Regions from separate parts of the Homo sapiens genome. Here all the other regions are linked to region 1. The links are chromatin loops, found by intact Hi-C in ENCODE. Cell type or tissue: dorsolateral prefrontal cortex. All regions are shown on one strand. Region 1 overlaps LOC105374510 (a long non-coding RNA gene). Region 2 overlaps LCORL (ligand dependent nuclear receptor corepressor like). Region 3 overlaps NCAPG (non-SMC condensin I complex subunit G).

The links. Hi-C counts contacts between places; a loop is a spot of excess contacts. Peaks named below come from ENCODE experiments on the same cell type or tissue, not always from the same donor. Only the 100,000 strongest peaks of a DNase experiment are listed, where the experiment ranks them.
Region 2: a loop joins it to region 1, with 6 times the contacts of the local background. A loop is called at or near these places in 19 of 110 quality-filtered maps.
Region 3: a loop joins it to region 1, with 15 times the contacts of the local background. A loop is called at or near these places in 84 of 110 quality-filtered maps.

What each region holds. Positions count from the first base shown.
Region 1 is chr4:18,591,779-18,596,778 of GRCh38, reverse strand. The region is part of intron 1 of LOC105374510 (a long non-coding RNA gene); the gene reads right to left. Among named protein-coding and RNA genes, the nearest start is that of LCORL, 570 kb to the right of the region's middle. In dorsolateral prefrontal cortex, a CTCF peak has its summit at 3,063 (motif pointing right); a DNase peak (open chromatin) is centred at 3,068; H3K4me3 peaks cover 758 bases; H3K27ac peaks cover 301 bases.
Region 2 is chr4:17,932,094-17,937,093 of GRCh38, reverse strand. All of the region lies in intron 4 of LCORL (ligand dependent nuclear receptor corepressor like), which reads left to right. Among named protein-coding and RNA genes, the nearest start is that of LCORL, 87 kb to the left of the region's middle. In dorsolateral prefrontal cortex, a CTCF peak has its summit at 2,596 (motif pointing left); no DNase peak of the experiment used is centred here.
Region 3 is chr4:17,814,669-17,819,668 of GRCh38, reverse strand. NCAPG (non-SMC condensin I complex subunit G) reads right to left here. Exons shown (of 21, transcript NM_022346.5): 4 at 4,671-4,816; 5 at 4,311-4,395; 6 at 2,216-2,408; 7 at 1,581-1,730. Among named protein-coding and RNA genes, the nearest start is that of NCAPG, 6.2 kb to the right of the region's middle. In dorsolateral prefrontal cortex, CTCF peaks have their summits at 2,222 and 2,427; no DNase peak of the experiment used is centred here.

The DNA.
Region 1 (5,000 bases):
AATTAAGAAGCAGGTAAAATGCAGTGTAGTTAATTCTCAGGTAGAAGTGGGAGTGGAATATTACGGGACTAGAGTGAAGGACCATCATCCAGTCCGGGCTGGGTAGAAAACACCTTACAGACAGGCTCAGCATAGAGACTAGAAATCCTGGGCAGAGACTGCAGGAAACAGCCCAGGGCAAGTGGGTATATTTCATCCGCCACAAAACAGCCACCTAATCTGACTGATCCCTAAAAATATATACTTTTTGAACAACATAAGTAATACACAAATGCGTTTTTAGTATACAAATTCAATCAAAAACTCAGAATATGCAAGAACAGTTTTAAAGTTCATGTTTTCTTCACTGGAGCCCTTTCAATCTTTTCACTTATAATAATTTTTAACTATATGGCTATGTAGACGTTCATAAGTTTTCTAAGTATATACATACATACACACATATTGTCTATATATATATGTGTGTGTATATATATATGTATATATATATATATATATACACACACACACACACACACACACACCACATTGTCTGTATAAATAATAAAAAAGTTGGCCAGGTGCGGTGGGTCACACCTGTAACCCCAGCACTTTAGGAGGCTGAGGCAGGCGGATCATGATGTCAGAAGATCCAGACCATCCTGGGCAACATGGTGAAACCCCGTATCTACTAAAAATACAAAAATTAGCTGGGTGTGGTGGCGCGCACCTGTAGTCCCAGCTATTTGGTAGGCTGAGACAGGAGAATCGCTTGAACCCGGGAAGCAGAGGTTGCAGCAAGCCGAGATCACGCCACTGCATTCCAGCCTGGTGACAGAGTGAGACTCCATCTCAACAACAACAACAAAAAGCTTTCTAAATATATACATACATTATATATAAATAATAGAAAGGAAGTTAGATATATAGTGATATATGTATACATAGGCATACATTATATATGTGTATATGTACACATATATATGACTATACATATTCTGTAACTTCCTTTTTTATTGAAAATATCTTGGAATGCTTACATGGCCTATGCAGATATCATTCTTTTAAATACCTAAAGAGTATCATTTTTTGCATAGAAGTGATATGTATTCACGCATTTATAGTAAGAAAAACACCATTAACACTGAAAAATGTAAATCAAGGTTTCCCCAATCCTCCCCAAACTATTCATTCCTATCTTCATTCTTCATAGCTAATCTCTCTTAAGTCTTTGTATATTCTCCCAGAAATATTGTGTGTGTGTGTGTGTGTGTGTGTGTGTGTGTGTATGTGTGTGTGTGTGTGAGAGAGAGTATTCTCCATTTTTCCATAAGCTTAAAGCCAAGCTGTTCTCTGGTACCCAGGAGGACACAGGTTTTCCCTTTCCTGTGCTGCTTCTCCACCTGGCAAGATCTGTGTGTGAGGTGTATGGAGGTGGATCAGCTGTTCATCAAGCCATACTCAAGAATGTTCTGTTCAATGTAATGAGACCTCTGTAAATGCCAGTGTGAGAGGAATTATATTTCTGATGTGGAACATTCTTTTAATGGAGAAATGGGCTATGGGAAAAAGCAGAACATGCTCTTATTTCAAACATTGGGGAGAGAGATGGAAAATTTTTCTTGTAAATTATTCGCTATGTTAAACTAAGTCATTCAGAAAATGCATTTTAATAGGGCACATAAAATCAACAGGATCAGCAGGTAGAGCATCTATTTAAATTGCCACCTGCCACAAAGAAGCTAACACTGTATTCTCCAGCTGAAGATATTCAATTGTGTATGCTTTAGGGGTATGGGTGATTCTAGCTCCTGGTTGCATTATAATTTATAATAAATGAGGCATGAATTTATAGGGATTATTTATTTACTTTGAAGCAAATCTGTGATCCATGAATGACCCTATTACCAGTTAATAGGAGGAAAGAATTACTTGTTATTGGAATGAAATAAGAATAAGATCTAAACATGTAACATGCTTGACACGCATAGAGTCTTCAAAATATCTCCCCAAAAGGTTCATGTCAATAACATTCACCATAGGATACACAAAATATGAGCTCATTATCCATATATGAGAGAGGGAATAATGGATGTCTTCATATCTGACTTGTCCAATTTTACCTAAAATACTAGTGAGCAAGTGGGAACCAGGACACAGATCTTCTAATTCAGCCAAGCATAATTTTCGCCATAAAGATTCTTAAGTCTGTATTCAAATAATAATCATGCAAACTAATATTGGTGTAGCATTTTACATTTTAAAAAAGCAATTTTTCAGCAAACAATCAACATAATATCTTAGTTAAAAATGGTTGGGAGGCCGAGGTGGGCGGATCACAAGGTCAAGAGATCGAGACCATCCTGGCCAACATGGTGAAACCCCGTCTCTACTAAAAATACAAAAATTAGCTGGGCGTGGTGGCGTGTGCCTGTAGTCCCAGCTGTTCGGGAGGCTGAGGCAGGAGAATGGCTTGAACCCAGGAGGTGGAGGTTGCAGGGAGCCGAGATCGCACCACTGCACTCCTGCTTGGCGACAGAGCGAGACTCCATCTCAAAAGAAAAAAAAAAAGGTAATATTCACAGCATTTCTTCAGAACAATAAACTATGGACCAAGGAAATGAAAAAACTTGTTTCAGATCATACCCCTAAAAAGTGGCAGCATTCAAATAGCAGCACTTTGGTTAGCAAATCCCACTTTTCTCCCCGAAATTTTATGACACCATTACATCTAGAGTTGCGATGCATATATTACTGTATCTCCCTTACCTTATGAAATAGGGAAGCATGGAGATTCTCATCCTTATTTCCTAGAACAGAAACTTCAAAGTACCAATGATTTAAAGTTACAGTCACGCTAATGGGAGGATTAGCAGTTAGCACCCAATCAAGTACACTCAGCCCCTTTATGTGAGACAACCGTTTACCTAAACAATCACGATAGTTTGTGACTATCGTGAAACAATCCCAGTCGAAGAAGCGCAATGCTTCTGTCCCATTAATGTTAAGGAAAATCCTCTTCGACTGAAGGATTTGGGCGAGGTTTTCTCAGTTTGACCACATGGTGGCAGTATTACCATGCATTGAAAGACTTCCAGCCCCAGCAGTTCAGAATAAGAGTGCGCTGCCAATTGGCTCAGAAAAACATCCTTTTGTGTCCTCTTTGACTTCGAGATGTGCAAAAAAAGATAGCAAGCTGTGTGGTCTCTGAATAGAGAGCTCTGTTTCTTCTTTCCAGCTTACTAGAAGGATATGGGTGCCGAGTGAGAGGCAATACTACAGCAGCCTAATGAGCCAATTATTTTGTTTGGCACAAATATCACTAGGGACTTAGAGAAAGGTGCTTTCATACAAGAAGGAAAGCAAAACACAACTAACAACTACAATTTCAGGCAAATCATGGACTTAAAACGTGTCCCTGAGTTTAAGTTTTATTATCTTGTCTCTTTATGTGACTTTCCAACAAGGAGCAAAGAAATATTTGGTTTGGCATTTTTCATTTTTATTGGTGACTTCTTCAAATTGACACAAGTTGTATTTGTCTAGCAATAAATCCACAGTGCAGCCTGCTTGCCAATCTATGCATTCAAAATATTTCATCTTGATTATATATATCAGGTGCACCAAAGGGACTATCTCATTTAATCTTAAAGTAATTGTGTATAATAGGTGTCATTATTTTCATTTTACACAGGAAGAAAGTAAAGTAAAAAAAAAAATAAACTAACTTCAGCTCCCAAAGACAGTAAATACACAGAATCTGAACAATCTAATGCATAAACCCACAATTTTCCTCCCCATCACACTCATTTTACATTCAAAATAATTTCTCTCCCATTAAAAATTATTTTTTTATTATTCAAATGTATTTTTAAATTTTTAAGTAGAGAAGTTTCAAGAAAGAAACAAAAAATCATGCAGGCTTTTTTTTTTTTTTTTTTTTTTGACTGAGTCTCATTCTATCGCCCAGGCTGCAGTGCGGCGGCATGATCTCGGCTCACTGCAACCTCTGCCTTCCAGGCTCAAGGAGCTCAAGCAAATTCTCATGCCTCAGACTCTCAGACAGCTGGGATTTCAAGTGTGTGCCACCATACCCCGCTAATTTTTTGTATTTTTAGTAGAGACAGGGCTTCACAATGTTGCCCAGGCTAGTCTCAAACTCCTGAGCTGTGGCAATCCACCCACCTTGGCTTCCGAAAGTGCTGGGATTACAGGCATGAACCACTGCACCTAGCCCGTTTTTTCTTCTCTCTCTCTCTCTTTTTAACATAGATTCCATAGCAAGGATGTATTGTAATTAATTTGACAGATCCTAACGGTTTATTTCCTCTCTGTATGATCTTAACTAAGAAAATGTATGGTTAGTTTTCTTTTAATTTAAAAATGACATCATAGCACCACACCAACAGACTAAATATGGTTAAAGAGTGGTTGGACCAGAAAGAAACTAATACAATAAAAAGAAATACTGTTTTTATGGTTTTGAAAACTATCACATAACCGCACTGCCGATCACCTTAAGGCTGCAGCAAGGAGCACTTAGGGGGCCAGGGACAGAGCCCAGCTGAGATTAGAAGGGAAATCATCTTTCCCCTGGGTGTTCAAATCCTCCTTCACAGGAGGTGCTCTCTGGCAGGCATTTACCTAAGATAAATGATCCACATGCTCTAGGCTCATGGTCATAGGTTCATCTACACACTTGTTTCCACTAGCAACTTGTCCCTGATTTTCCATTCGTGATCCTTTCATTATTCCACCCAAACCATTTGCCACTGCCCAGAAGTGTGTGCACGGGTGTGTGTATGTGTGCATATGCCTGCATCTTAGCAGGCAACATCTCCCACCACACCAAGCTCATGACCAGGTGTTTAAAACTCTGCCCAGCCAAAGTATTCTATTTCATCATTGTCCTTTAATGGTGCTATAATAGAACAATAGTGCATTTTCAGCTAGCACCAACATCATGCCAGTCCATTGTGAACCAGGCCTGGGTCCTTTCCTCAGTTGTCAACTAATCACAG
Region 2 (5,000 bases), 660 kb after region 1:
AATTGTTCAGAAGGATTATGGGGGTATCTCATATATGTGATTTTATAAATTTTTTAGCCCTATATGTAAATTACATAGATTATAAAATGTATGTAATGCATTATGAAACTATTGCAGGATAATAAAAAATGACCCATGACTATTGAGCATATTGACTTACATATTTGTTCAACTTTATTGTACATGTTACTGCTGGTGGTGATTAGGAACTTCCTGCAATATTCTGTGTGAAGAGACATTTGGAGTTGGGGGAAACTGAAATGATCTTTTCTAATTAAACTAAGTTATTGTGCCACCCCTACTGCAAAAAATAGGAAGGGGAGGGAAGGATAGAATTAGAAACACATACATGAAAAGGAAAGTGATGCATCAAAATATTCTCCGTTAACCTCTCATAAAATATCTAAACTCAGGAATTAAATAAGTTCACATAAATTTTCAAATAAATTCCTTGCTATTGAAAATTCAAGAACCAAACAGATTCAGATTCTGCAATATCCATTGCTATCTGAACTTTTTCTTCAAACTATGTGAACTCAAGAACTAAATAGATTTGAATAAGAAGTGATACACATTTTATTGTTTTTGTTGGTGAGACCACATGATCTGGTGGAAAAAAAATACTGATCTGGAAGATGGGAAAACCAGTGTTCTACGCCCTGCCACTATGCCACTATGCCACTATCACTGATTTGATCTTTCTGGATTTTTGTTTCTTTTTTTTTTTTTTTTTCATTATGAGACTGGATTAGATTTTATCTAAAATCTGGTAGTTCCAAAATTCTAGTGGTCCTGAAAAGTGGATAAAAGTTTAGGAGCTATTTTTAACATTTCAAAAAGCCTTAAGAAGTCATATAATTATCTGCACTAAGACTGTAGGTCAAACAAATTTCTTTTATATTTGGATCAAATTGATATTACTCTTTATAAAAATTGCCACACCAAGCTACTTGTGTCTTATTGAAAATGTCTTTGAATTAAAAGTAGGGAATTACATTATACAAGATTGGAAATCATTAGCTATATGTTTTCTAATGTGTATTTCCAAAGGTATAGGTGAATAGTTTACTCTTGTAAGTTTAGTACTCTTATTTATTTCTGGAGAATTCAGAGTTCTTTAAGTGGTCATGGTTTTTTATTACCCAGTAATGTGTAATATACTTTCAGAGGATTTAATTCCAAAATTGCTTTTCAATTACTGTGTACCTACACTTAATTTCATTCCATATTTTTGTTATTTTTCAACTGTAGTTAAATTATGCTCTAAAAATTTATTGATTGTGTCAGTCTGTTTGCATTGCCATAAAGGAATAACTAAGACTGGGTGATTTATAAAGAGGTTTATTTTGACTCACGGTTCTGCAGGCTTCACAAGAAGTGTGGTGCCAGCATCTGCTTCTGGTGAGGGCCTCCGGGAGCTTATAGTAATGGCAGAAGGTGGAGGAGGAGCCAGTGTATCACATGGTGAGAGAGGAAGAACAAGAGAGAAAGGAAGAGGGAGGGAGGGAAAGGGAAGCTGCAAGGCTGTTTAAAACAACCAAATCTCACATGAACCCAGAGAGTGAGAATTCACTTATTACTGAGGATAGCACCAAGCCATCTTTGAGGGATCTGGCCCCATGACCCAAACATCTCCCACTAGACCCATCTCCAACATTGAAGGTCACATTTCAACATGAGATTTGGAGGGGACAGAACATCTAAACCATGTTACTGATTAATTCATTTGGAACTCATGAGTAGTATTTTTTTTCATGGAAATATATGTTAAGTAGTAGTTATTTTCTAAGCTACAAAAGACTATAATGGCAAGTAATGGTTAATATATTTGATTTGTATTATTTCAGCACTGCTATCATTGATAGTTTTCTGAAAATTGGATTCTAAATCTGGAAGAACAAGAACACATTTTAGTCTTCTCTCCAGATGTTACTTTGATTCCTTCTTTCTTCTTCTGTACCTACCAAAGCGGCCCTATATAATACTGAGACTTCATTAATGGGCAAAGTATGTAATAACCAGGCATCTGTATAATATCACTTTTTTTTAGTCAGAACTGTTTCATTTGTTCTCTATGAAACTACATATTGAGTATGTCAGTTTGAATGCCAGTGAGTGGGCAGTTAGTTACATAGTGGGTAACTGATTGGTTTTCACCCTCCGTTTTTTAGAAAGACTTAATACTTTATTCTGTTCTAGCCTGAGGATAAAATATATTTTAAAATACCTTGATACCATGTTTCGTGAATGCTTTTAGTCTATGAAGAAAAACAGTTTTACTAATGAGATACTTGCTCACTAGTAGTAAAGAAGTGCCAGATGAAGGTGCTCTGTAGTTGTCAAAATGTGAATTGGAATTTAAAAATTTACCCATAATGTAGAATTACTGTTGCTCCATAATTCTGCAGATCTGCATTCCTGCATTTCCATGATTATTTACTTACTGAATGATAAAACTTGCAGCTAAATTTGTCTTCAACACACCTTTCTCAGAGCATCAATTACATTATTCATTAAGGAATAAATAGCATCTCTAAAGCATGTATCAACATCAGAACTAAGCTTTATGAATTATACAGTGCATCTAGTGATTCCTTATTCTAAAAGATCTCTGGTGCCATCTACTGAATGCTTTTTAAAGGAAAAAACATGAAATCAAATAATAGATTTTCACTTAATTCAATTTTTTGTTTTGTTTTAATTTTCAATTACTAGAACAGATCTAGGTTTATAAAAGAACTAAACAGGAAGTACAGAATTCCCATATAATCACTTTTCCCCCATACCCTCAGTTTCACCAAGAACACCTTTCATTGGTGTATTTCATTTGTTACATTTGATGAACAAATGCTGATACATTATTATTAACTGAAGTTCATAGTTTACATCAGAATCAGTTTGTGTATGTTGTACAGTTTTGTGGATTTGCCAAATACACAGTCATGTATCCTTCATTACAGTATCATGCATAATATATCACTTCCCTAAAAATCCCTGTAATCTGTGAAAAATCCCTGAAGTCTGAGTACTTGATACTAGGAAATAAAAAGGAAGAGTCTTAAAATCATAGGACCAGAGGTAGCAGTCTTGGCAAGGTACCATTTCTAATGAAGAGAAGGGTGAGCTAAAAGGACTGTTACTTAGAATCTTGTTAATAAGTAGAAGGAAGAAATTAAGGGTCCTGTAGAAACAAAAGAGAATCACAAAACTGAAAACATATCAACTCTTCATTCCATTCTACCATTCAAATGCACCACTAATTAAATAAACTATACCATACCAGCATAAGGGTTCTTTTCATCCAGATTATCTCTGTATACAACAGTTTTTACATATGACAGTAATTGCTGGTTTGGGAATATAAAGTAATTCAAAATGAATAGAGTATAGGACATATGAAATTCTCTCTAAAAACAAAACAAGCAGAAAAACAGAAGAATAGTACATCATAACACCTCAAAGTGAATTATATATTGTTAAAAGAAGCATTGGCAGATATGATAAAACACCTTACACAAAATCCAGGCATTCAAAAAGAAATAGATAAAAAGGAAAATGGGAATGGAGAATTGACTAAACTTAGGAATACAATTTTAGAAAAAAATCTGCTTAGAAATAAAGACTTAATTTCAAAGGAGAATAGATTTGACTGAAAATATAGAGTCTTTGGAGAAAGCTATGAAAATGGCTAAGAGAATGAAAATGAAATAAAATGGTAAAAAGGTAGAGAAAAAAGTTGTTGCTAGAACAGTGCTTGAACAACAACAAAAAGTCCAACACAGGTGTAATTGGAGACCCAAAGAAGAAAACAAAATAGTGGAACATGTTGAAACTATAATTTGAGAAAACTTTCCAGAAATATATTTGAAACTACATAGCTTTCCAGAAATATATTTGAAACTACATAGCTCACTACATACCTGGGATTATTGACACAGAATAACAAATTTTGAGACATCCTGGTAAAAGTATGATAATTTTAAAAAAGGAAAAACCCAATGGACCTCAAGACAAAAATACTAAGTCACAAAGATAAAAATCAGGTAAATCAAAATTCTCAACAAGAACATTTAAAGAAAGACAGCCCCAGAGCAACATTTTCAAAGAAGTTAAAGAATAAGTGAAACTTTTGTGTTCAGTCAAGTTCTATTTCATGTATGAAGATGGTCAAAACATAATTAAATGTGTAAGAACTCAAGAAATACTGTATTTAAAGCACTGCTAGAATAATCTACTGGAGCTGTAGTCAGCAAACATTTTCTGTGAAGGACCCAGAGAATAAATATTGGAGATTTTGCAGGCAATATGGTCTCTGTTGCAATTCACCATATTTGCCATTATAACAAAAATATCCATAGACAGTACATTAATGAATTAGTATGGGTGTGTTTCAATAAAACTTTATCTACAAAAAGTGATGATGGGCCACGTATGTCCCCCTGCTTGCTCAGCCTCGTACTCTATGGCACATTTCTTGCAATGAATAAATGGCAAAAGGAGTGATTGTGAGCATTGGCCATATTTTATTTAAGGCTAAAGCAGAGTGAAGGTTGGGAAGAGTGGGAAATGAAGTAGGAAAAATTCACTGAGTGTCACTTATGTATTATTTAGGAATCAAAGATATCATTTGAAGCCTGAATACCAAACAGCCTAACTAAGGGAAAGGGGGACTAATGGCATCATAAGAAGTAGTAGGTAAAACTGGTAATTAACAAACAGACAAACTCTCTTAAATACTGAAAAATTTTACAAAGCAAAGAAAATGGACCACAGGAAGAGAGAAAAATAAAACTTAAATCTGTAAGCTGACACTAATATATGAGTCATTGTAGGACATGTGAAAACATTGAACTCCCCTGTTAAACAGATGTCCAGAATGGTTCATGAAGCAAGACTCAGGTTTGAGGTGTATATATTGACAAGACATGCCTAAAATAAAATGATTTTAAAAGACTAAAAGGAGTGAGAAAAAGTATGGACGGCAAATTGAAAACAATAAA
Region 3 (5,000 bases), 780 kb after region 1:
CAGCACTTTGGGAGGCCAAGGCAGGCAGATCACGAGGTCAAGAGATTGAGACCATCCTGGCCAACATGGTGAAACCCCATCTCTACTAAAAATACAAAAATTAGCTGGGCATGGAGGCGCGTGCCTGTAGTCCCAGCTACTCAGGAGGCTGAGGCAAGAGAATCGCTTGAACCCGGGAGGCGGAGGATGCAGTGAGCCGAGATTGCACTATTGCACTCCAGCCTGGCGACAGAGCAAGACTCCGTCTCAAAAAAAAAAAAATAAACCATAAAGTTGAAGTTAAAAACCTACATACCAATATCTATCAAAATATACATATATTATCCTTTGGTGTAGCAACTTATTTCTTGGAATTAACCCCCAAAAATCCCAAAGGTACCCAAAAATGTAAAGGAAATTTAACATACTTTTGCTTTTATCAGTGAAAAATGGAAACATCCTAAATGTCCATCAACAGAGGAATAAATTAAATGTTACCACCATACTACGGAATGATATGCTGTTAAGACTGTAACAGTATCTATTACATTATATATGCACCAATATATAATGATCTCAGTTATCAGTTGAAAAAAAAAGTATATACACAGTGTTATATTTTTAAAGAAACCTGTACTCAAAAAATGTATATAAATGCAGAGAAAGAGGTTTGAATATACACCCTATATTGTTTAGTTGCTAATTCTAAGGGTTGCTAGAATATACACTTAGTTGCTAATCAATGGGATTGAGGAAGTAGGAAATAAAAGAGGGAATTCCACATTTTTATTCCTTATACCTCTGTATTTGAATTTTGACAAGAATGCATTCATGTTTTTCTTGTATAATTTTAAAGTGAAATAAAGTAATCCAAATAATTTCTTAAGAGGTATAATTATGGTAATCCAAATTGTTTTTTAAAAAGGCATATTTTGAAAAAACTTTAAAACATGAAGCTAGATAGTAAGTTTTTAATAAATAAAACTGGCCACAAAGATCCACGCTGTGAATTGGAAAACAATGTTCCGTGCATCAAATCCAGCCTATTACCTGTTATATAGCTTGCAAGCTAAGACTATTTTAAATTTTTAACTGATCATTTTTTAAAATTTCTTATTTTGTTAACACATGAATATTAAAGTTCAACTATTTAGTGGCCATAAAAGTCAATAAAAGTTTTATTGAAAAACAGTTACTTACATTGTCTTTGGCTGCTTTTACAATACCATGGCAGAGTTGAGTCATTGTGACAGACGGTATGGCCCACAGGACCCTAAGATATTTATTATCTGACACTTAACAGAAAATGTGCCAACCAATTTCAGAAATAATATATCATCATCATCAACTTTATGCAGAAATGGTCATAATCATATCTTAACAGTTTTGAAGAAATGATCCTAAACATAGTGACTTGCTCTTTCAGTATACAGACCAGCACAAGATATTCAAAAAGACTCGATGTATATAACTATCCCTACATGTACAAAAAAAGGATTTTTAACATATTCACAATCAAACATGACTTTGAGGAAGGGGACTGGGAGATTGACACATGCAGCAACACAATCACTCTCCAAACTAAAAGAAAAAAAATTTACCTCAATAAATAGTCTGCATATACTACAGGCTCTGGCAAAATCTGCTCTAAAAATTCTTCACCTTCATCTCCTTTTGATTTCAAATATTCACAAAGGGCACACCAATACAAAGCAATTTCAGGAGTTAATGTTTCCACTGGAATCAATTTCCTTCATTTAAAAGAAAGAGTGTGAGAGAAAGCATGATCTTTTTATCATTAAGAATTGAAGAGTACAAAAATGAGAATAATAAGATTTGCTTTAAAACCACTACACTATCCTTTTAATTAGAGTCATTAATGTATCCACACAAAAAGGAATGAAGAAACTTAGAACAAAAAAGAACCAAATAAGCAAACATATACTAGGGGTGCATGTTGCTGGATTTTCTCATGGTAGGCTAATTCAAAAATCAAAGTAAGAAACTGAAGGGGGGAAAAGCATAGCTAAAGTAGATAGTCTATGATAAAGTTATGAGTTCTTACACCAGGAGGGGAAAAAGGAAGGATAAAAGGATATTCATCAGACTAAAAGAAAACAAAAGAGAGTTAAGATTAAAGGTATTAATATAATCTTAAGCTATGGGGAGGAAAAAAAACAAATTAATTGCACAAGTTAATCAGTACTACATTTCAAAGAATGAATCCTTTATGTACCTGCCATCATTGTTTTTACAGAGTCCCACCAGTTCACTGAGAGGAGTTATTGAAAACAAGGCATTGAGAACAGAGACTGCCACTTCAGAAGAATTTTCTACATCCAACCGATGGAGCAACTCTAAGATATTTCCTTCAGAGAACCGTAACCAGCCTTGAAGAAGATGCTTCTGCATAGCTTGTTTCACAGCATCTATTGAGTCATTTGAAACATAGGTGAACAAAGGCTCCCTCTAGCTTCCATCTCTTGTATTTTGTCTGTTTTAATTAACAAAGTCAGTATTTACAATAGAAATAGTAGAGGTTAAGAGGCACAACTAAGCATGTATATATATATTTTTTGAGACAGAGTCTCGCTCTGTCACCAGGCTGGAGTGCAGTGGCACGATCTTGGTTCACTGCAACCTCCACCTACCAGATTCAAGCGATTCTCCTGCCTCAGCCTCCCGAGTAGCTGGGACTACAGGCATGCGCCACCACGCCCAGCTAATTTTTGTTTCACCATGTTGGCCAGGATGGTCTCAATCTCTTGACCTCGTGATCCGCCTGCCTCGGCCTCCAAAAGTGCTGAGATTACAGGTGTGAGCCATAGCGCCCAGCCAACTAAGCATATTAAAGGTAAAAAAAAAGAAGTACCATGATACTGCAAAAGTCACTGTAATGGTCACTTACAAATAAAAATGGAAAAGGTTCAGCACCAAATACCACAGCCTACAAAAATATCTTTACATTCCTTCTCCCCTGGGTTCAATGGGCTTCAGGTGTTAGCCCAGAATATGTAATAGCTATTATCTCACTTGTTATCTGATTTTATCTATTACACGATTGCTATTTGCAGTAGTGAACTATACAAGCACACGTCACTGAACAAACCTTAGTCTTAGCTTTTAAGGTCATCCTACTAATTAGTCCTCTGACAATGTTTTCAAACGCAAGTCGGTTTTCTCACTACAGCGCAATAGAGCCATCTTGGCCTTCTCATGAGAGTTAAAAACTTCAAAAAATATCATTCCTATAAGCAGATTCTCTCAGGCTCCCCAACCCCTGGGCCACGGACTAGTACCAGTCTGTGGCCTGTTAGGAACCGGGCCGCACAGGAGGAGGTAAGCCGTGGTCTAACGAGCATTACCACCTGAGCTCTTCCTACTGTCAGATCAGCAGATGCATTAGATTCTCTCAGGCGCAGGAACTCTATTGTGAACTGCGCACATGAGGTATCCAGGTTGCACGCTCCTTATGAGAATCTAAGTAATGCCTGATGATCTGAGGTGGAACAGTTTCATCTGGAAACCATCCAGCCCGCCCTCTGTGGAAAAACTGTCTTCCATGAAATCGATCCTTGGTGTCAAAAATGTTGGGGAACTCTACTCTAACAGAAAAAAAAAAAAATAAGAAAATTATACTGGTCTGACCATTCCTATTTGTTGTTTCTGATACACAGAACACATTCATACCAAAGTATACACATAAGGAACAGCATTTTTTTTTTAAGTCAGAGAGAGAGGGCAAATAGATCTTTTCCTACTTCTGACATGAATTAGCTCTACAGACTTAAGTATTGTTTCTCCATCTGTAAAATACAGAAAGGGTGAAAGAAATAAGCTCTGCTCCTTCAAAATACCAAGATCTTGGCCAGACGCGGTGGCTCACACCTGTAATCCCAACACTTTGGGAGGCTGAAGTAGGTGCATCACTTGAGGTCAGGAGTTCGAGACCAGTCTGGCCAACATGGTGAAACCCCGTCTCTATAAAAATATAAAAATTAACCAGACATGGTGATGTTCACCTGTAATCCCAGCTGCTCAGGAGGCTGAGGCAGGAGAATCGCTTGAAACTAGAAGGCAGAGGTTGCAGTGAGCCAAGATTGCACCACAGCACTCCAGTCTGGGTGATAGAGTGAGACTCTGTCTCAAAAATATATATATATCAAAATCTTTAGCCCTGTGTTTTCTATATAATACATCAAGATAAATTTCACCAGGTTCATGGGACTGGCAGGCTTACTTGACCTGATTTGACACTCGTTTCTTAAACCTTGTTAAGTCTGACCTCAAAATCTACTAAAGTTTTGTATATATAAAGTTGTTTATCTTACCTGATCTGTCATTAAGACCTTGTTGAAGGAGCATTACTCTCTGAGCAATGGACATAGCTCTCATATGAACCTTTTCAGCTAAAACCTTAAAAATAATTTATAAAGATGGTCATTAACCTCAACACAATTTATAGATTTCATAAGAATATCACCATCTTAGAAAATTACCCAGAATCTCCAAAAGAAATTAATACCTGGTAACATACTTAATACAGTAAGATTCTACCTAAATTACCTGTGTTCTCCATAAAACCTCAACTGAAGAAATTATTACATGCCAAGTATTTTTCAAAGGCACTTTAAGAAAATGGCTCCTTGTCCTTTAAGAATATGCCAACACAAGACATTGAACTTATTTACCTGATAAGCCAGCTTTCTGACAGCCTCTTTCACATCCTTGGTGCGCCCTACAATTTTTGGCAAAGTCTTTGCTGATGGTGCAATACATGATAACACTGCCCGTCTAACTTCTGGATTTGAATCATTTTCAATCAAAGTAGCATATGCTAAAAATAAAGCAATACATTTTAGTACTGATGAAATTATTTATTTAACTACAGTCATAAAATAACACACATTTTGATATTTTAAAATGCCTTTAATGTGATAAAGATAGGCTGGGCATGATGGCTACTGCCTATAACCAGCACTTTGGGAGGCCAAGGTAGGTGGAGAGCTTGAAGCCAAGAG